Regions from separate parts of the Homo sapiens genome. Here region 2 is linked to region 1. A link is a loop called in an ENCODE intact Hi-C map of the cell type or tissue named here. Cell type or tissue: GM12878. All regions are shown on one strand. Each heading gives the region's core, and the rest is flanking DNA. Links, peaks and the distances in the headings are about the cores only. Region 1 has its middle 6.7 kb from the start of SASH3. Region 2 overlaps RAB33A (RAB33A, member RAS oncogene family).

Region 1 (5,371 bases), core at 79-5,078:
ATGGTGAAACCCCATCTCTACTGAAAATACAAAAATTAGCTGGGTGTGGTGGCGCACACCTATAGTCCCAGCTACTCGGGAGGCTGATGCAGGAGAATCGTTTGAACCCAGGAGGCGGAGGTTGCAGTGAGCTGAGATCGTGCCACTGCACTCCAGCCTGGGCAACAGAGCGAGACTCCATCTCAAAAAATAATAATAATAATAAAATAAAGAAAAATAAAGGGCAAGTGGTATGGCTTTCATCATTTTACTGACAAGAAAACTGAGGCTCAAGCAGGAGAAGCAGATCCACACCATAGTGCCTCCCCAGACCCTGCCAGACCTTTGCCTTTGCACCCTGACACTTGCTCCTGGGGTTCTGGCAGGTCATGGGTGGCAAGACCAGGCACCTGACCAACACCCTCACACAGGCCTTTCGGACCGAGGCAGCTCGTGCTTTTTTCCTCAGTGCGAGACCCAGGACTCCACCTCATCTCTGAATCCCCTTAACTGCCCCTTCCAGCCTACCATTCTGGGAGGAAGAACCCAGCCCTGGAACGTGGCTGGAACGAGGGCTCACAGTCACCCCAGCTCTTCCCTCCCCTGGGACCCAGATGGCCAGACTTGACCATTCCTGCTTTAAGGGATTAACTCTGGGTCAGGCAGGGAAACAGGGCACATACACCAGGGCTGATACACAGGGACTCTTGTGACATCGTTAGGAATGAAAGATTGTTAGGAACTGTCCCCTTGGGCTCTAGTACTTTGTTTTAATGTTGGAGGATGGGGCTTAGCAAACCTCTCCTCGCCTGCTGATTGCCTGGGGAGCCGGCCATGTGGAAAAGCCCCTTTTCCTAGGAGTTAAGATTCTGGGGTTTGAGTCCCATTTGTGCCAGCTGTGTGGCCTTGGGCAAGTCACTTCTCCCTGGTCTTCAGTTATCCTTTCTGGAATCTCCCATGCTGCCTTCTTGGTGAGGTTACAGCGAGAGGCTCATGAGACCCGGATGTGGCAGCACTCTAAACCAGGAAGCCACACAGACAAGAAATGATATTGCTGTTATTTGCCCAGCACAAGTTCAATTCAGCTTCACCTTTGCAGGTAGGTAAGAAAAAGGTCTGGAACCCAAGTTTTATATATAAATAGCCAAAATTAGAAAGGCTCTAGAGCAAACATCTAATTTACGTCTTTCCAACTATGCTCCCGGGAGCCTGAGATGCCTCAGAAACACCACAGGGGCTGTCGAGGAAAACAGAGCTGCTGCACGAAGTAGCCCTGACGGGCTTCCCGTAAAATTGTACTTGAAGTAGTTGCAGGGCCAGCTTCACGGGTGTAGGACCTGTGCAGTCCCTCAAGACTTTGTGCTTACAAGGGCCCCATGCTTGGTTTAATGCTCGCCTGTCACTGTCTCAAAATTCTTGATAATTTTTAAGCAAGAGGCACCGGGCATTTTCATTTTGCACAAGGCCCGCAAAATTCAAGAGCCAATCCTGAATAGGAGCTCCATGACCAAACACACACACACACACACACACACACACACACACACACACACACACACAAAACCTGGTGCAGTCCTTTCAGTGTACAGATGGGAAAACTTCAACAGCAACCCAGGAAGAGGAAGGGACTTGTCCAAGGTCACACAGTCCAGTGGGGCCAGAGCAAGGACTAAATCCGCAGCATACTGACTCAGCTCCACAATGGCTCCGCTCTCGCTTTCAGTGTGTGCTTCTGTCACTCCCTTACTGCCTCTAATGACCCACTGAGGCCCAAGGAGACCTGTTGAAGGTCACACAGCTGTGACAACAATGGTGACGGCGGTGTTGAGCCACGTTCCTTCAAGCTTCAAATCTGAATAGAAAAGGGCATAGGTAAGATGATAGGTAGATAGGTACATACACAAATCATCTAAATAGCTCCTTTTGTTTTTTGTTTTTTTTTTTAGAGAGAGGGTCTTGCTCTGTCACCCAGGCTGGAGAGCAATGGCACCATCATAGCTCACCGTAACCTTGAAATCCTGGGCTCAAGTGCTTCTCCCGCCTCAGCCTCCTGATTAGCTAGGACTACAGGCATGCACCGCCATGCCCGATTAATTTTTTTTTTAATTTTTATTTTATAGAGATGATGTCTATGTTGCCTAGGCTGGTCTCAAATTTCTGGCCTCAAGCAATCCTCCTGCCTTGGCCTCCCAAAGTGCTGGGATTACAGGTGTGAGACAATAGTTCATTTTTTAAAATGATAACTAACTCAGCCTTTGCTGGTTTGCCAGTCAGCTGGTTCCAGCTGTGTGTGAGTTGGGACCTCAGAAGGGGCTGGGCTGGCTACTCTTCAGCCAGCTAAACCACGTCAGCAGTGAATTTTACCAACTCACTGGGTGCTTCCTCAAATCAGTGGTTGGGCACTCTTGGCACCAAAAAATATATATATATAGAAGTGCGAAAGATTCAGTAGCAACCGTTTCCTCCCTGTCCGTCCCTGCTCCTCATGGCTCGTCACAGCCAGGAGGGGGAGGTGCTCCCCAAACCCCAAGCCAGCTAGCCTTTGCCCAGAGGCCGGCCCATCTCTTCACTTCCTTGTTTCTTTGTGAAACAGGAACTGAGCAAGCAGCTTAAGTCGGGTAGGATGGGTGGTTGAGAAAGCCCCAGTGGTCCGTGGCAAGTCCACGAAGCTGAAAAGCTGGTTTCTCTCCCAGCGGGTCCCAGGCAGCTTCAGGCCCTCTTGTTTGTCACACCTCTTGTGTTCTAGAACAACTTGGGGTGAGGGATGCACTCTTGACAAGGTGGAGACATAGGATATGGGCCACAGGGTCACGTAGCAGAGATTCAGATGCGGACCTCAAGAGACATAGAAGCAGGTGCCAGGCCGGGCATGGTGGCTCACGCCTATAATCCCAGCTCTTTAGGAGGCCAAGGTGGGTGGATCACCTGAGGTCAGGGGTTCGAGACCAGCCTGGTTTGGCAACATGGTCGGCAACATGGTGAAACCCTGTCTCTACTAAAAATACAAAAAATTAGCTGGGTGTGGTGGCAGGCGCCTGTAATCCCAGCTACTCGGGAGGCTGAGACAGGAGAATCTGGGAGGCGAAGGCTGCAGTGAGCCGAGATCTTGCCACTGCACTCCAGCCTGGGCCACAGAGTGAGACTCTGTCTCAAAAAAAAAAAAAAGAAGAAGAAGAAGATTCCAAGGGGACACTAAGGGAGAAAGCGGCAGCTCCTAACGGTCACCAAGGCCTTCCTGGATTTAGCAAGGGGAGAAACTCCAGGTGGAGTCTGAAGTGAACTGATGTGGAGTCACTCACCAGGTACCCAGCACTTTCCACTAGCTGGGGCACTGGGCTGAGAGCACTCCCTCTATGCATGTCACCTGAGTAGTAACCCTAGTCACACACACCCACAAGAAAGGCCCACATTATCACTGTTACCATCTTCACTAAGGCTCATTGCAGGTGAGGTCACTTGCCCAAGGTTATGCAGCCAGTAGGTGACCATACAACAATCTGAATCCAATCAGGACAACCTGACTCCATTTCTGAGAGGTGTTCTGTTCCTCCTCTTCCCTGGAGCCCTGGACAATTGTCCCCATGGGGGAGGGGCCCACTGATCAGAGAGGTTTGTCCTTGTAACCTTGGGACAGAGATTTATGCAGAGTAGCCCAGCCCCTACTTGTCCCCCATAGAAAGTGCACCCCCCCACCAGTGAGTCATGAGTGTGTTTTAATCTGAGCACCAAAGTCCAGCCTCCTCTTCTGATGGTAATTGACAGAGCTACCAGCAGGTGTTTTTTGTTTTGTTTTGTTTTAAAACCAAGACCTTATCACGAGTTCAGAGTTCCAAAGATCACTGTCTTTCCCTCCCCTCCCATCAGCCCCTGCCACCAGATGCCCACTCTGTGTGTGTTGTATGTGGGCATGAGGAATGGGCGCAAGAGTCACCTGCCCTTGTCTCCTTGCTTTCCTCTGCCCGCCTTCTCCCTCCTGCAATTTTGCTCTTTCTGCCCTCCCTGCCTAAAATGACCACCATTAAATTTGCTAATGGGCCGGGCTACTAAAGTGGGCTTCACCTTGGAAATGTCCAGGTATTTTCAAGAAACTATGTGGCCTCTGCTTGGATATTTCTTTTTCTTTTCTTTTTTTCTTTCTTTTTTTTTTTTTGGTTGTTTTGTTTTGTTTTGTTTTGTTTTGTTTGAGACAGAGTTTCACTCTTGTTGCCCAGCCTGGAGTGCAGTGGCGTGATCTTGGCTCACAGCAACCTCCACCTCTCAGGTTCAAGCGATTCTCCTGCCTCAGCCTCCCAAGTAGCTGGGATTACAGGCATGTGCCACCATGCCCGCCTAATTTTTGTATTTTTAGTAGAGACGGGTTTCACCATGTTAGTCAGGCGGGTCTCAAACTCCTGACCTCTGGTGATCCACTCACCTGGGCTTCCCAAAGTGCTGAGATTACAGGTGTCAGCCACCGTGCCCGGCCTACTTGAATATTTCAAGAGATGGGGAGATCATTACTTACCAGAGCTGAACTAGTGCCATCTGAATAGCCAAAATTTGTTCCTTGGAATATACTAAAACCTTCCATTTATCTGTTCCCCATCATTCATACCACTTGCTTCCCCACCCCAATCACCTAGGCTAAATGTGACAGGAGTTTAGTACTTCACACGTTGACGACTTCCCTATACTTCACCCCCGCTTAATCGACCCTAGCTATTGCAGCTTTGCAGATGTGATGCGACTTCCAGATGTCCTCCCCATCCTGTTCACTCCCCTCTGGGCCTGCTTCAAGGTGGCTCTGTGGCACCTAGTGTGGCACCCAAACCAGCATCAGGTGCCAAGAGAAGGCTGCAAGCCGAGGGCTCCATAATTCTCTCACCTCCCCGTTCAGGAACTCCGCATCAGAGGCACTTCAGCTGAGTGGTTAGTTGTGTGGGCCCTGGCCAAGACCAGACCTGCATTTAACGCTGGGCTCCACTGCTTACTAGCTGTGTGGGCAATTCACTTAACTCCTCTGGGCCTCAGCTTCCTCCCTGGAAAATGGGGATAACAATAGTGCCTGACTTACCAGGTTGTTGTAAAGCCCACTGCCTGCCATGAAGTATAATAATTTTCAGCTAGATGTGGGGACTGGGGGGAATGGAAATAAGAATCTTTGGGGGCCGGGTGCAGTGGCTTACACCTGTAATTGCAGCACTTTGGGAGGTAGAGGCAGGAGGATCACTTGAGGCCAGGAGTTCAAGATCAGCCTGGACAACATAGGCAAAAAAAAAAAAAAAAAATTAGCCAGGAATGGTGGCACGTGCCTGTAGTCCCAACTACCCGGGAGGCTGAGGTGGGAGGATCATGAGCCCCAGGAGTTTGAAGCTGCAGCGAGCTGTGACCACACCACTGCATTCCAGCCTGG
Region 2 (5,371 bases), core at 315-5,314, 400 kb after region 1:
TTCTGTTGGTATTGTCTTCAGGTCTTTGTAAAAATGCAGTGACTTAACCGAGGGCCAGGGGAATGTTCAATCCTCCCCCTCCATGAGTTTATGTAATAGGCTAAGTGCAAATATTCTTGTCTGACCATTTGTGCTCACCTTTAATTCAGAAAAGGTAGAAACCTGATATGACAGGAATATGTCAATGTGCAGGGGATGGCGGGAGGGAGGACATAACAAGGGCAACTTCTTGTGTCATGGGGAGCAGAGGGGGGCCTCTATAAAGGCACTGGGATCACTGAAGACAACTCCTCTAGGCTCACAGCTGGCCTTTCCTTGAGCGTATGGTTGGACCTTAGACAGAGTCAGGGGTGACAGTAAGCCTCCTTCTTGCTGGTCAAACTGCCAAAGTGACCACAAGGCCCCTCCTCTGAGTGACGTGGAGAGAAGGGCTGAGTAACTGATGAAACTGATGAAACACTTGAAACTGTGCGAGACTCCTGACTCCTTGATTATTAAAATGAACGTGTTCTAAAAATGGCTTCAGAAACTAGGCCAACTCACTAGATGTCAGGAAGATGGACAGCTCAGTACTGATAAGGGAGAGCCCCAGGGTAGGAAGATAGAACATTATTTTGAAATCGTGATCTTTTTTGCCCCTTGCATTTTGGAAGGGAAGTGCTACATTTCCTTTTAAAGTCAAAGGCGGTATCTGTCTCTGTCCTTTCCTGGGGCTGTTGACATTTGCTTGGTTAAGACTTCCTCTAGTGTGTCTAGCTTCTTTAATGTAAGGCTATAAGATTCTAGAATTTCTAAAACATGACTTTGTAATCCAAAGTAGAAATATCTTTACAGATGGGCTCTTAAACCTCAAAAACCTAATGCTCCCATTTGCTTAAAATCAAGTGCTACAGTGAGCCAAAGAGTTCCCTGGATTTAAAAGGTGGGAAATAAGTCCATCTGAAATTTAGATGGAAAAAATGAAGTGTTTGGGAATCTAAAGAAGGAGGGAGGAAGAAGCTAGAAAGTGAGGGATGACAGATGAACACGAGTGGAAGAGTCACCACCCAGTGGCCTTGAAGGAATTTTTAAACTATTCCTTCTCTTCTAACACCCCAGTACTTAGCCAAACTGGACTTTACAGTCTCTGGCAAAGATTCCAGACTTTTTCCCAGAGGGCAGAGCCTGTGACAGTGTGACTCACTAGAAACAGAGCTCAGCACAACACCACGTGCAGATAAGTGCTTAATACAGGCTTTTTTGGGGAAGATGATATTTTCAAGGGGACAAAGCCTTGTGACACTGCTCATGGAGGAGTCCTCTGAGGGCAGATTCCAAAGGAGCTCAGAGTGGCGTGTGGGAGTGGGGAGATGGTGACCCTGCTTCTTGTAAAGCTGCTGCAATCTCAGGACCATGCTGGCAGGCGAGAGACCAGCATGTCTGTGGGAAGATGGCAGAGCCTGGCGGCTAGCACGTGATCTAGATAAGAGAAGATTTGGCCTCGCACTCTGGCTAGCCTGAAGTTGTTCAAGGAATACATGCCAAAGCCATGCTTGGAGATGACTGCCAAGGGCTTCGTCCTTTGCGAGAGAGAGAAAAGTCCAGTGTGACAGTCCGAGGTCTGGCCTAGACCATGGCCAGCAATAGAAGGCTTTTGGGCTGTAACATACCAGCCCTTGGAGGAGAGTGGTAGAGAGGTCTCAGCCAGCTCTTCTCAGTCTAAGAGCAAGGGTGTGGCCTCTTCTGGGCTGCCTGCCTGTGTCCCGGGGTAGCACATACATGAACCCCTGCTAGGGACAACTGATTTGGTGTAGTTAGAGCCACACTGTAATTAATTATCAAGGCCATCCCTAGGGTATTGAAGCCCCATTTGCTGTCTCCAATCATTATGTTCCCCACCCTCACCCCATCAAAGCATTTACAATTGAGTCCTGATGAACTCAATTGTATGAACATCAAGAAAAGCCTCCAATGAGTAGGCAATAATAATAATAATAATAACAACTATGTATTGAATAAGCAAAGAGCCCAGGCTAGGCACTTTACATGCATTATCTTATTTACTCCTCACAGCAGCTTTATGAAATCAGCAGTATTGTTATCATTCCCATTTTATAGATAAGGAGACTGAGGCTAAGAGAGATGAAATAACCCAGTGGCACATGGATCTGAGCTTCAGCCTTTGACTCTTGAGCCCAAGCACTTCGCCACCTCACTATCCTACCTTTCCTGTTACAGGGCCACGATTTCAACCCAGATTCAGAGACCATGCCCTTTACCACTGCATTTCACTCTACAGGACAATATTCAGTCCCCTAGATTGGGGGAGTTTGACAGGGGGAGATAGAATGCCAGGCAGCCAGTCTTGCTCTTTCTTCTAGGCCAGGGACTTAGGGTTATAGCCCAAGGCCCCCAGGAGCCTTTCAGATGTCTCCTTCAATTTGTATCCAGGACACACAGAACTCAACTGGGTTTACTTTTTTTTTTTTTTTTTTTTTGAGAGGGAGTTTCACTCTTGTTGCCCAAGCTGGAGTGCAATGGCACGATCTCAGCTCACTGCAACCTCGGCCTCCTGGGTTCAAGCAGTTCTCCTGCCTCAGCCTCCTGAGTAGCTGGGATTATAGGCACCTGCCATGATGCCCAGCTAATTTTTATATTTTTAGTAGAGATGGGGTTTCACCATGTTAGCCAGGCTGGTCTCGAACTCCTGACCTCAGGTGATCCACCTGCCTCGACCTCCCAAAGTGCTGGGATTACAGGCGGGAGCCCTGGGTTTACTTTTTGCACCTTGATTATCTCAACTCAGGTGTGAGATGCAGAAAATGTTCAGAGATAAAAGAGATGTTACAGATTCTGTGATCCAGTGTCCTCCTCTTGCAGATAGGAAACTGAGACTCAGAGAGGGAAAGTGACTTGCCCAAGATCACACAGGGCCAGGCCTAGAACTCATGTCTCCTAATTCCCTTTCTGGTGCTCTTTCCACACATCATGCTGCCTGGCACAAAATCCTCTCTCCAGCCTAGCTCCATGGTCCATCCAACCCACAAGGCCACCTATGACAAGAATCCAGAGGGACATCATAAGAGATAGCTGACAGTCTTTCCTGACATCAGCCTAGGAAGGGTGGAGGCATCCCCCAGCCCCCAAAGGAAGAGTGGAGCTTCCCTTAATGACTATGATGTGTCTGTCACCTACAGATGTAGCTAAATTTATTGAGTCTGTCTCCTAAATGCATTGGAAAATGCCGAATAGGGGTGTGTGTGTGTGTGTAGAGAGGGAGGGTATGTAGTAGAGGGGAGGCTAAGAAACTAATTTTTGAATCATTCTTTGTATATTTGCATGGAAGCTTCACTTCTGTCTATAATAGTTTGGTTCCTCCCACAGGCTGGGCACTCCCTGTGCCCCAGCCCTGGGGACAAGACAAACTGCAGGTCAGCTGTGGCTATGGGCAGGTACAGCTCAGGACTGTGAGTTTCTGTTCCTCTACTGATCACTGGGGGAAAAAAAATACCTTCCTGTGTTACATTATCAAGTGGATGGAGGCTGAGCTAAGTGTTCCTTGGAAGCTGCCTGCAGTCAGAATGACATCATTTCTTCCTTAGGGCTTCTGAGCTTCTATCTTCTGCCAGTTAACTTAATGGTTAATTATCCATCAGTGTAAGTTTCTCTGTCTCCCTTGCTGCTTCTTTCTGTGTGTGAGTTTCTCTTTGTCTCTGTCCTCCTTTGCCATTCTCTGTGTCAGCTTTGTGTGTGGATCTTAGATGCAGATGGGACAGTCCAGCTAGTTGAAAACAGGTTTCTTTTAAACTTTTCCCATCATCCACTGGGGCATGCTCCAGAGGTTACAGATGTATTTGTCTCCTTTTTTTGCACTTCTACCCTCCCCCATCGGCCTCCAACAAAAGCACATTCATGCCTCATCTATAGAAAGATGCCAGTTAATGTTTCCTAGGGAAAAGAAATCCCCCTGTCAGCTAAGAGCACATGCAGGGGGTTGGGGGCTTGCTGAAGCTCGCCCAGAAAATAGTTCAAAAGGTTAGATATCTCTTTGGCAGTTCCCCATGCTGTGCCCCTCCATCCTCCTCCAGCACCCCATCAGTTCGGGCCTGCCCCCGGCCACCCATGGCATGTTGCCAGTATTCCTCTCTCCACCCCCTCCCCACTGGATGGCCTTTAGCTCTGTCTCACCTTCGAGAAGCCAAGCTTTCTGTGATTTCCAGGATGAGAGACCAATGGACCCAAGGAACCATACCAACAGGAGAGGGCTTGATGGCCTTTCTGAGACCAGAGCAACAACTAATATTTGCAGAGTGCTTGACATTTTCCAAAAGTCCTTTCTCATGTGTTATTTCACTGGATCATCCCAGCAACCATAGGAGGATCAAGGTCCCATTGCAGAGATGAGAAAAACAAGGCTCAGTTCAGGGAGGTTAAAAGACTTGTCTGGCATTTACTCAGCTTCTGAGCAGAAGAGCTGGGATGCTTGCTGCCTTTCCAACAGTGCTTGCTCAAGTTGTTGCCCATCTAGACTTAATGGTGGAGGTTTCAGGCCATGAAAGAAGGGAGAGTGTATATTAGGCACTGGGTCACATACTTACAAGGACTACTAATCCTCATAGCATCCCTACCTGATTACTATTGTTATCATCACTTTCCAGATGAGGACACTGAAGTCAGAGAAAGTAACTTACCTAAGGACACCTAACTTATCTAAGGACACCTAACAAGTCATGTACTAACATGACTTGGGCCGAGATCTGCACCCAAGTTGATTTGACTCCACTATACCCCATTGGCCATCTGACAGAAACAAGGATCTGGGGTACATGTATGTGGCTGTGGCTAAGAGGCAGTCTTCACCCCCATCCACTGTATGGATATGGTGCCCACAGGAAAGGAGGAAAGGGTGAGAGGAGAGGCAGCTGCGAAAGAGGAAGGAGATGCTTTCACTGCTTGGCAGGGGCCAGGGGTTTATGAAGATGCTGAGAAAGGAACACCTAACTCTCAAACAAAATGAGATCACTGCTAGGTAAGGTGGCTTGCCAGCACTTTGGGAGGCCGAGGCAGGATGATTGCTTGAGCCCAGGAGATCCAGACCAGCCTGGGCAACATAAGGAGGACCCCATCTCTATGAAATAAAAAAAATATGAAAATTAGTTGGGTGTGCTGGTGCGTGCCTGTAGTCCCAGTTACTCCGAAGGCTGAAGAGGGAGGATTGCTTGCGCCTAGGAGGTTGAGGCTGCAGTGAGCCATGATTGCACTGCTGCACTCCAGCCTGGGTGACACAATGAGATCTTGTCTGGAAAAGAGAGAGAGAGAGAGAGAGAAAGAGACCAGGCGTGGTGGCTCACACCTAGAGTCCCAGCACTTTGGGAGGCCCAGGTGGGCAGAT

What was found. Peaks named below come from ENCODE experiments on the same cell type or tissue, not always from the same donor. Only the 100,000 strongest peaks of a DNase experiment are listed, where the experiment ranks them.
Region 2: a loop joins it to region 1, with 2.5 times the contacts of the local background. A loop is called at or near these places in 5 of 110 quality-filtered maps.

The regions. Positions count from the first base shown.
Region 1 is chrX:129,770,537-129,775,907 of GRCh38, forward strand. No RefSeq gene overlaps it. Among named protein-coding and RNA genes, the nearest start is that of SASH3, 6.7 kb to the right of the region's middle. RefSeq lists enhancers at 2,612-2,911, 4,905-4,954. In GM12878, for the core only: a CTCF peak has its summit at 2,484 (motif pointing right); a DNase peak (open chromatin) is centred at 2,535; H3K27ac peaks cover 4,637 bases.
Region 2 is chrX:130,173,037-130,178,407 of GRCh38, forward strand. All of the region lies in intron 1 of RAB33A (RAB33A, member RAS oncogene family), which reads left to right. Among named protein-coding and RNA genes, the nearest start is that of RAB33A, 3.8 kb to the left of the region's middle. RefSeq lists an enhancer at 3,546-3,615. In GM12878, for the core only: no CTCF peak of the experiment used is centred there; DNase peaks (open chromatin) are centred at 455 and 3,425; H3K4me3 peaks cover 2,584 bases; H3K27ac peaks cover 1,886 bases.